Linked DNA regions of Homo sapiens: region 2 is linked to region 1. The links are chromatin loops, found by intact Hi-C in ENCODE. Cell type or tissue: PC-3. All regions are shown on one strand. Each heading gives the region's core, and the rest is flanking DNA. Links, peaks and the distances in the headings are about the cores only.

Region 1 (5,599 bases), core at 827-4,826:
CTCCCTGACTGCTTCACCCTTCTCCACTAGTCCTTTCCTTGCCACCAGCACAGTGTCTGGGTCACTGCCTCCATGACAGCTCCTACACTACCATCAAAACCAAGAGCTTGAGGAAGGTAGAACAGGACAGCCAGACATGTCTACAGTAAATGCAGCTTCATTAGAGCCCACACTTACCTTTTAACAAATGGGAAAGGTGAGGGCCTGTATTAGTCAGGGTTCTCTAGAGAGACAGAACTAATAGGGGATATATTATATATTATATATTTATATATATGTAAAGGGGAGTTATTAAGGAGTATTAACTCACACAATCACAAGGTCCCACAATAGGCTGTCTGCAAGCTCAGGAGCAAGGAAGCCAGTCCGAGTCGCAAAGCTGAAGAACTTGGAATCACGTTTGAGGGCAGGAAGCATCCAGCATGGCAGAAAGATGTAGGCTGGGAGGCTAAGCCAGTCTAGTCTTTTCATGTTCTTCTGCCTGCTTTTTTTTTTTTTTTTTTTTTTTTTTTTTTTTTTTTTTTGAGTCGGAGTTTCGCTCTGTCGCCCAGGCTGGAGTGCAGTGGCGCGATCTCGACTCACTGCAAGCTCCGCCTCCCGGGTTCACGCCATTCTCCTGCCTCAGCCTCCCGTGTAGCTGGGACTATAGGCATGCGCCACCATGCCCGGCTAATTTTTGTATTTTTAGTAGAGACGGGGTTTCACCGTGTTAGCCAGGATGGTCTCGATCTCCTGACCTCGTGATCCGCCCGTCTCGGCCTCCCAAAGTGCTGCCTGCTTTTTATTCTGGCAGTGCTGGCAGCTGATTAATTGTGCCCACCCAGATTGAAGTGGGTCTGCCTTTCCCAGCCCACTGACTCAAATGTTAATCTCCTTTGGCAACACCCTCACAGACACACCCAGGATCAATACTTTGCATCCTTCAATCCAATCAAATTGACACTCATTATTAACCATAATAAGTCTACCCCTTATCAACTTGAACCCATACACATCTCCTGAGATCATACATAATATTCAAATAAAGATAATCATAGGTCATAATTATGCCTAACATAATACAACTATCCTTTGCACAATTGGAAATGCATCTATCCCCAATCCAAATGCTATCACATAAAGTTAACAACACTTAAATGCTGATATGAAGTCAATAAATCTTATGCCACATGATAATGGAAAAAGGAAATAAAATGAAGATTTTTTCTTAATACAACTGTATACATGCACAAACATCTTTTTAACAAAAGAAGGAGGAAAGACTCATGATAATTACAGTCCTCATTTCTGCAGCTGGTCACGTGGTCTTAGCTGGTATTGATGACTACCTTCTTCTACTACCTATTCTGTATTACCTTTGCCTTCAGTAAGCACCTCAGTACGTCATGGATTTTTCCTGGTAGAGTGACCCAAACTTTCATTCCTGAAGGGTCTGGGTCATTTGTAGTTCTGCCTGGATTGAGCCGTTGTAATTTCCCATTGACCTTAATCAACAGGGCATGGTAATATTAAGAGACGCCTCAAGGGATCTCCTGTATTCCATGCATACTCTTCCTTACCTCAACTGTGGAGTATTAGACTGATTTCATCTTAATAGTCTGGGTCAGTCACTCCAGCCAACACTGTAACTCCCTTCTTAGCCTGCTGACTTAAAGGTAGGAGGAGTCCAAAGTGTCCAGGTGGCAATCTTAGGACTGATAGGCCATTCTACTGTTCTATCAATCCAGCTGCTTCAGGATGATGGGGAACAGGGCCAGAGAGAAGTAGTAGAATGGAGAGAGAAATAAATGACAGAATGAAATTAAATTGCAGGCTCCCTGATCAGTGGTTAAATCAGCTAACCCAGCAAAACTGGTCTGCACTGTCAAGGCCAAAACAGGACTCTGTTTCCTTATATTTATCCAGAAGAACTTCTTTCTTTTCTAATGAAAGCAGGGGAAATAGTTAGAAGCAACGATGAGGTCCAATGGCAGGGTGCAGAAAGGGTGGGAGGGATAAAATGTTTCTTTCCTTAGAGAGAATACCCAGATCAAAGAAAACAGTTGCCTCAGCATCTTGGGTAAGGACGTTTTCATAGCCCTGGGCATAACCATAGCAGCTATCCTTGATGACCAAGGAAACCCTGTAACTGCTTGAGCCCTGCTCTGGTAGTCAGCTGTCTGTTCTTGTAGATCAGACAATGGAACAGATGAAGGGCAATGGTATAGGCTTGTGCTTCCCACTGTTTCCAATGCTAGCAGTACTGAGCCTAGGTGAGCCTCTCACCTCCCCACATCCCTTGGCAATGCACCAGTTGCATTGACCTAGCTTGTTCACTGGCCTTGACCTCCAGCACTGTGCATTTTCCATTGTACCAATCTGGTTTCTACTAGATGTCTGAAGATCCTGAAGGTTAAGCCATTAGAAAAGGTCTTTTAGTAAGGAAGCAGGATTAGGTAGTACTGCTTTAAACTACTTGGTTAAACTTTTTGGTTTTAAATCCCACTTTATCCTTATAGCTACAGAACCCTTGGCAAGTTATCTACCCTTTTTAATCTTCCACTCTCTCAGCTATAAAATAGGGATAATAACTAAGACACCTGGGGTTCTGGAGATGACCAAATAAAATAACACACATAAAGCAATTGGTGCTATAGCAAGTGCTCAGTAAATGTTAGCCATTGGTAACATGCAATTAACAACTCATTTTCCTTTCCCAAGTAGTGTGAGATGAAAATGGGAAATATATTGAAGCCTATGTGATTTTGCATATGGGATAATAAAAAAGCACTGGACTAGAAATCTACTCTGTTGTTGCCTTTCTGTCTCACCTAGGGAAAATCTCTTTTATTTCAGGCCTTAGTATTCCCATCTGTAAAATGAAGGCTCCCTGAGGTCCTTCTGTAACTTACATTTTATGCCCCAGTTTTTAGCGATGCAGCAAGCCATTGGGAATAGTATTCGAAGAATTAGAGTTAGTTATACATGCTGATCAGCACTAAAAGCTGCCTATTTTCTTAGCCTCTCCCTTGAGCAAATGCATGAGTGGTGGGGGCAAGGGAGGGCCTGTGTTTGAAGCATGGGAGACATAAGAACATCTGATTCAAGAGTAGACTTTTTTTGTGTGGGGGGATGTGTGTGCATGTATTTTAAATTAGAAGTCCAACAGAGAGATGGGAAATGGAAATGGCTTTATTCTTATGATCAGAAAGTTAAGTGTGACAGAGTTATGACTAATTCACAGGTAACGCAAGCTCCAGAGGAGAGCACTCAGGAAATAGATTGGCATGTGTGCTATTTTTACTGCCTCCCTTCCTCCCTGGCTGTCCAGAGCCTCAAGTGAGCCTTACTCATGGGCAGGTGGGGAATTTCCTTGAGGTATCGAATGTGCTGATGTCGCTTTGTAGCCTAGTTATGTCATGAAAAGAGAGGTGGAGGAGCCAAGCAAAGGGTGCCTGGTAGGATGGAAGCAGAACTCAGAAAAACGTAATCCTTCATTGCCAAATTCTGTCTCTGAAGGTCTAAGCTCTGGAACATTATCTGGGTCTGTGCTGGGCATCTTTTGTGTCTGGGGATCTGGCCAGCATGCTTTCTTTCTGTCTCATTTGAGGTACTGCAGGCTTCTACACATTAGGTCAGAGAGCCATCAAACACTAGTGTGACCAGTGAGAAAAGAAGGGATCTAAGACCTATTAAGAGCCAGTGAGGCACCACACACTAGGCTTGTTGATTTACACACTTTCTCTCCTTAATCTTCACAATATCCTATGGGATGGGTGCGGTAGTTCCCATTTCAGTTGAGGAAACTAAGGTTCAGGGAGATTAAGGAGTTTGCCAAAGTTCAGGCAGCTAAGAGGTGGCAAACCTGGTATTTGAACCAAGATACATCTGATTTCAAAGTTTTTTTTTTTTGAGAAAACCACACTTTCATGTCAGCATCATATGTTCAGCCAAGAGTCAGGGGATAGACTTACCTTTCAGCCAATTCCTTACAACACTACCCGTTTTACCTATTTTCCAGCTCCATTGCCTCCCTTGGTCCATACTGGAAGATCATTATGGAAAAGACCAAATCCAATAAGAATATATTCAATCTGTATCATGCAGACTAAACTTAAGTTTCTGACAATCCTGTGTCATGCAGACTAAACTTAAGTTTCTGACAATGCAAAGGCAAAGGAAGAATGTGAATCAATAAATATTATATAAAGCATGAAAGAAACATGCCCAAGGGGAAGTATTATATTTTACAATGCAAATTCTTTGAGCAAGAATAGTAAATAGTGTATACCACAACTCCTACTCCTAAGCTCAAAACAGACATGATTAATTGATCACAGAACTCCTTCTCCCATAACCTGAGTGCAGCCTCAGAATTCTCAAATCCTCCTCAGGAAGCAGGCACCAATTAATTTGGAATCTCTTTATCATTCTGTCTGACAGAGAAGCTATTCATTTCTTCACCATTCCTGTCTTACAGAGAAGCTATTCATTTCACCTCAAAGAAGTAACACAATTTTCTTGGAAGAGGGTGTATTTGAGAAAGATCTTGAGAAATGAGCAGTATGGTAGTGGGTAGGGAATGGTCATCCTAAGGGGACAGCATAAGCAAAGTTAGGGAGGCCAGGAGGGAGAAGAACTTAGGAATGACGAGTAATCTGGTATGAGTGTTTGTGTGTTAGGATAGGGGATGGGAATTGTAGTCCTTAGGAAAAAAAGAGAAGTTAAGTTGGATTAAAGTACAGAGGGCCTTGAAAATCATGTTAAGATAGCTATTCTTTCTTTCATAAGTTATAAAGCATCATGTTGAGATGTGTTCTAGAATAGCACTTCTGGCAGTACAGTGCAGAAAAGGTGAGAGAGGGTTCCACGAGGTGTAAGTATTTCAAAAATTCTAGATAACAGAAAATAAAGGTCTGAATCAAAACAGTGGCAGTTGGGAAAAAAGGAAGGAAAGAGGGAAGGAAGGAAGGAAACAAGGAAGGGATGGAGGAAGCCAAGTATTTAACATGTATCTATCATGTGCCTGGCATTATTCAAGATTCTGGGATATAGTGGTGAACCTGACAGATAAAAATCCCTGGCCCTCATGTAGTTTCCATGGATGATACAAGTAATAAATAGTAAACAACAACTGAAAGATTAGGATTAATTAAGACAGAGATAAGTGTAATGAAGAAAATAAAACAGGGTGAAGTGCTAAGGAAGTGCCTGGAGGAGACAAGACAAGATTGGAAAACCAGAGAAGACTGACTGTGGAGGGGATATTTGGGCTGAGATCTGAATCGTATGAAGAAACTAGCCATGCAAAAATCTAGGGAGTCAAAGGCCTTAAGGTGGAAGACACTTAAAGAGCTTTCAGAGCAGAAAAGATCCAGAGTGGCTGAAGCCTGGGGAGTAAAAGGAAGGTGATATGGGTGAGGCTGGAGATAACAGGGTTCCAGTTATTCTGAACTATCCAAGACTGTTCAGCAGCAGGATGCCTTCATTGCTTTATGTTTTGAAAAGAATAGACTAGAAATCAGTTAGGAGGCTATCTTAATAGTCTAGTCTAGAGCTGATGGTGGCTTGACCTAACATGGTAACCAAGGAGATGAAGAGAAGCATGCAAATTCAGGAT
Region 2 (5,599 bases), core at 550-4,549, 130 kb after region 1:
ATAAAACCACATAGAAAAGCAAAGGAATGACAAACACAGAATTCACGTTGGCAAATACATCACATGGAAGGAGGTATGAAGAAGGAAGAAGGAATACATGAGTATATGCAAGTTATTCCAAAGTTCCTGGTGTCTATGTTGGGTGGTGAATTCATATATTGTTTAAAAATCGACAAGGTAAAAAAGAAAAGAAGGCCATGCTTGGACCAATGCAAGAGTGACTTGAGAACCATGGATTATGATTAATTCTATGTGCTTAGGGTCTAATAACAAAACTGAACAGATTGTTTGATAGGTTGGTAGTGTAGAGATACCAGAGAGTGAAAGAGAAGAACTTCTAAAATCACTCCAATAACCACTGTCCCCAGCCCCAACCATACTTTTCTACTTTCTGGGTCATGGCTAACTGGTATGAGCCCAGAGAATGACTGTACAGAGTCAACAAAGCTACTAAAGCTTAGAATATTTTCATAATAAAATATAGGAAAATTTATCTCCTTCCTGGAGCAATTTTGTATCCCCAGAACATTTGCATTTTTCCAACTTCATTTCCCTCTTGCAAGAACACATGTGAACTTCGCATCCCTCTACCTCTTCCAGTCCCTGGCTCTTGCTTGTATGGGTTTAGCACAGTTGACACAGACAGGTCTTTATTGGAAAAAGTCCTGGGTTCTAATCCCAGTTGCATCTATAGTTGCTGAATGACCCAAGGCAAATTATTTTCTTTCCATGGGCCTCAATTTATTCAGTTGGTATTATACACCCTCTTCTTTGCCACATACATTCTGACTTAGTAGATCTGGGTATAGCCTAGGCAGGTACATTTTTAAAAAGCTACTCAAGCAGGAATCACTGTGCTTGTTGACCTCTGTATCTCATTCACACACCAAGGTTCTTACTGTAATGCTTTAATGCTTTTGTTTTTCTGGGAGTTTCACTCTGTGGTTGATACTCATTGGGCTGGGTCTTTCTCTGGGAAATGGCCATATCCCACAGAGATAGGAAGCCAAATTTCTGCCCTGCAAATCTCACCCTTTGTTGTAGCCAATTTGTCTGGGAGTTGTCACCTGACTCAAAATAGGTCAATTATAGCCACTTTCCTAGAAATTTGGAAGTGGGATAAAGAAATTCCAGTCTCACTCTAGTCATTCCCATGAGTCTCAAGGGAGATTTCTGCATTGTAACACTGAGTAACAGAGAAAAGTTTCAGAAAAAAGTTGATGCACTGAAAGAAGAGGAGATGGGAGATGAGAAGTGCATGCTGAGTTCTCCATTGTTTTTGATTTATTGGTTCCATTCCCTATAGATGCCTGACTTTCTTCCTACCTTTGGATACATGAGATAATGAGACAATAAAGTCTTCTTTATTTTGCTTAAGTTGCCTCCTTAGAGATAATTTGCATAGTGCATGGTCTCTCCTGCTCGGCTTTCATCCTGGACAGGAAGAATTTCATTTAGCCTAATGGGCTATACAGACTTAATAGCTATAGTTAGAAAACAAACAGCTGACCTGGGGCATGAGGGCAGGGAAATCAGAGGGATGTAAAAGTGAGCTAAAATCCTTAGCTTGTCAGGGGGAGATCGAAATGTATTAATTCTACACATTAGAAACGTGTATTTGAGTAGGTACGGTAAAATGTTCAAGATAACCAGTAGAAAGATGGACATAAAATGTATACTTTTCAAATAAGTACAGTAAAACAAAAGTAAAAGAGTTTTAGACCTTTTGATAGTATATAGCTCCCCATTAGAGAAACACAAACAGAAATATGAAGACTCCTTCAATGAAAAGAGCAATGATATCAAATCAATAACAAGATTGACATGTTTGCCCTACTGAATTTACAAGCAAAAAAACAAACAAACAAAAATGTTAATGTCCAATGTTACCTAGAGTATGGAGAAATAAACTCCTGGTGTGTATATATATTGTTACAATATTTCTAGAAGGGAAATTTGACAACATTTGCCAAAAACCATGATTTACATAATGTACTTTAACTTTTAACCTCAAAATTCCACTTTTAGGAATGTTTCCTAAAGAAATAATTAAGAATATAATTTAAAGTATTTATTCTAGCATGAATAATATTAAAATAATCAAAATGTTCCAAATTATAATATTGTTACAGTAAATCATGCTACTTTCATACTTCAGAATTGTATGTAGTCATTATCCATTATAATGTAAGTTAGCATTTTATTAGCATCAAAAGCAAAGACATTCATAATGGCATAAGAAATAGCAAGATGCAAAGCAAGTGTACTGAGTTGTTATAAATTAACATATATCTCTATATACATAGAAAAAAAATGTGGGGAAGGGTTCAGACCATGGTATTAAGTGATATGTTTTTCTTTCAGTAATAAGCTTTGCATTAGTTCGTTCTCACACTGCTATGAAGAAATACCCAACATTGGGTAATTTATAAAGAAAAGAGGTTTAATTGACTCACAGTTCCACATGGCTGGGGAGGCCTCAGGAAAATTATAATCATGGCAGAAGGCACCTCTTCACAGGATGGCAGGAGAGAGAATGAGGGCCAAGTGAAGGGGGAAGCCTCTTAGAAAACCATCAGGTCTCATGAGAACTCACTCACTATCATGAGAACAACATGGGGGAAACTGTCCCCATGATTCAGTTATCTCCACCTGGTCCTGCCCTTGACATGTGGGGATTATTATAATTCAAGGTGAGATTTGGGTGGGAACATAGAGCCAAGCCATATCAAGCTTGATGTTCATTTTCTTCTTTTTGATTGTGTTTCACAGTGGCACCTTTTATGATAATAATACCTTTTTCAATAGTTTAGACTTAGAGTTGACCCAGAGCTTTCATACTCATGATGCCATTTGAGCTGTGTAACACTGCAGGGAGTTCAAGAGGGAAAATACTATCACCATCTACTCTTACTCACAAGAAAATGGACAGAGTTAGTAAGGAGCAAAACTGGCATTAATCACCAGGTCTTCTTCCTCTAGGGCCAGTACTCTCCCCACTGCCCCATGAGAGAATAGCACAATAGTATGCCTAAACTCTCAACAGTTAAGCAAATTGAAACATCAATACATATGACACATTAAATACATATAAGTCTGTGGACACAATAGGAAAGAATGCTAATTAAGAACAAAAGAAAACCACAAGGCATATACATAGGATTTGTAGCTGTATAAAAAAAGTATGGATACACACACACACACACACACACACATACGTTGGGGAGGTCACAATCGTCTTGGAAATATACTTATAGGAATACTAAGAGAGTTTGGCATTTTGTGTGTAAAATTTTGGAAATACATTACTTTCAAAGTGGGCAGTGTAGGTAGAACTAAGTTTTGCCAAACACATGGGCAAGTCAGAGGATAAGAAATCAGATAAAATTAAATACAAGGAAGGGCAAGGGATTGGAATGAAGCATGAGGGCAGGGTGGCCAATTGTTCTTGTTCTCCCTGGACAGAGCAGTTTTCTGGAACCAGGGATTTCAGTGCTAAAACTGGGAAAGCCCTGAGCAAAATGGGACAAGTTGGTCCCCCTACCATGCAGGAGAAGAGGGAAGAGGTTGAGGCAGGTTTCAAAAATTCAGAAAGCCAGCAAAAACAGAGTGAGCAGGACAGAAACCTGAAAAAAGAGCCTGTGCTCTTCTTTTAACCTTATTTGAGGAGGCAAAGATTTGCTGGCTGCTGCTAGAGGGAGAGAGCACTATTTCATAACTGGACTCCAGACTTAATTTACAGTAGAACTCAGCAGTTGAAAGCTGTTGAATTGGGCATCTGATGACCTGGATTTACAACTTGGCTCACCACTCTCTGGCTAAGTGACCTGGGGCAAGTTCCCTGACCTCTTTGCTTAAATGTCCTCATCTTTAAAGTGGAAATAATTGTAATCCCACCATATAAAGTTATAATGAGTATTGAATGAGATAATGCTTGTATGTATAATGCCTGACACCTATCAGCTCCCAAAATGTTAACTGTTGTTATTAATACAATCACTCCTAACCTGGAAGCAACAATAGGCTGAATGGGGTCTGTGGTCATTTGCATTTACTACCTAGGCACTAAAGTCATTCCGTATTAATCAATGGTCTTCTAATTTATGCAACCAACAAACATATGAAAAAAAGCTCAACATCACTGATCACTAGAGAAATGCAAATCAAAACCACAATAATGAGATAACATCTCACACCAGTCAGATGGTGATTATTGAAAAAAAAACAAGAAACAACAGATGCTGGCGAGGCTGTGGAGAAATAGAAAGACTTTTACACTGTTGGTGGAAATCTAAATTAGTTCAACCATTGTGGAAGACAGTGTGGTAATTCCTTAAAGATCTAGAACCAGAAATACCATTGACCCAGCAATCCCATTACTGGGTATATACCCAAAGGAATATAAATTATTCTATCACAAAGATAAATGCACTTGTATGTTCATTGCAGCACTATATGCAATGGCAAAGATATGGAATCAACCCAAATGCCCATCAGTGATAGACTGGATAAAGAAAATGTGGTACATATACACCATGGAATACTATATAACCATAAAAAGGAACAAGATCATGTCCTTTGCAGGGACGTGGATGGAGCTGGAACCATTATCCTCAGCAAACTAACATAAGAACAGAAAACCAAACACTGCATGTTCTCACTTATAAGTGGGAACTGAACAATGTGAACACATAAACACAAGGAGGGGAGCAATACTGACACTGGGGCCTGTCAGGAGGGTCTGGCGGGGGGGCAGCATCAGGAAAAATAGCTAATGCATGCTGTGCTTAATACCTAGGTGATGGGTTGATAGCTGCAGCAAACCACCATGGCACACATTTACCTGTGTAACAAACCTGCACATCCTGCACATGTACCCCAGAACTTAAAATAAGAGAATGAAAAAAATAAAATGAAATAAAGTTGTAAAAAATATGTGAATAAAAAAAGAGAAAAGAAAATTGTCTTCTAATTTCCAGTTCTTATCCCAACTACTTCTGATCCTGCTCACAATTTACACCCACCTGTCTATCTTGCCACCTCCTCCATGCCAGGGTCTTTCTCCACACTTCTTCCCTTAAAACAGTTTGCAAGGTTCATTCCCTTCGAAGATACTATTGTATCCCTTTCCCTTGAAAGAATCCACCATCTCCAGGGAATACATTTCTGTATTGTTAGCAAGGACCTTCTAGAGACAGAATATTTCAAATGAGAGGCACCATGGGGTTTGCAAATTATGCTTTCTAGGCCCTTCCACTCATACTCCAGACCTTTCCACTTTTACCCTGCGATGACTAGGAAGAAGGCTGGTCATGCTTACGCTGCCTGAGACTTGGTCTGCAGGGGGCCTGAGAGATGGAACGGGACCATAATTAGGTAACCAATTGGACAAGTGCTTGGCAAGTATAACTAGGAGTGGAGGGATGGGCCTAGAAGTAGGAAAAGGGAGCTAATTTCTGAGTTCATCTCTGGGAACCTCAAGCCACAGCAGTTTTTTATTTTTGGAACGTCCCAATCTCAGTTGTCAATGTTATATTACCTGTGGAAACAGATAAGCAAGCAATAAATAGCCCTGTGGATTTTGTTGTAGAAGTCAGAT

Evidence for each region. A loop is a pair of places that touch in the nucleus more often than their neighbours do. Peaks named below come from ENCODE experiments on the same cell type or tissue, not always from the same donor. Only the 100,000 strongest peaks of a DNase experiment are listed, where the experiment ranks them.
Region 2: it touches region 1 in a loop (7-fold over the local background); 1 of 110 quality-filtered maps calls a loop at or near these places.

What each region holds. Positions count from the first base shown.
Region 1 is chr11:27,767,500-27,773,098 of GRCh38, forward strand. No RefSeq gene overlaps it. Among named protein-coding and RNA genes, the nearest start is that of BDNF, 70 kb to the left of the region's middle. In PC-3, for the core only: no CTCF peak of the experiment used is centred there; a DNase peak (open chromatin) is centred at 3,302; H3K27ac peaks cover 690 bases.
Region 2 is chr11:27,895,307-27,900,905 of GRCh38, forward strand. No RefSeq gene overlaps it. Among named protein-coding and RNA genes, the nearest start is that of MIR610, 160 kb to the right of the region's middle. In PC-3, for the core only: no CTCF peak of the experiment used is centred there; a DNase peak (open chromatin) is centred at 2,995; H3K27ac peaks cover 934 bases.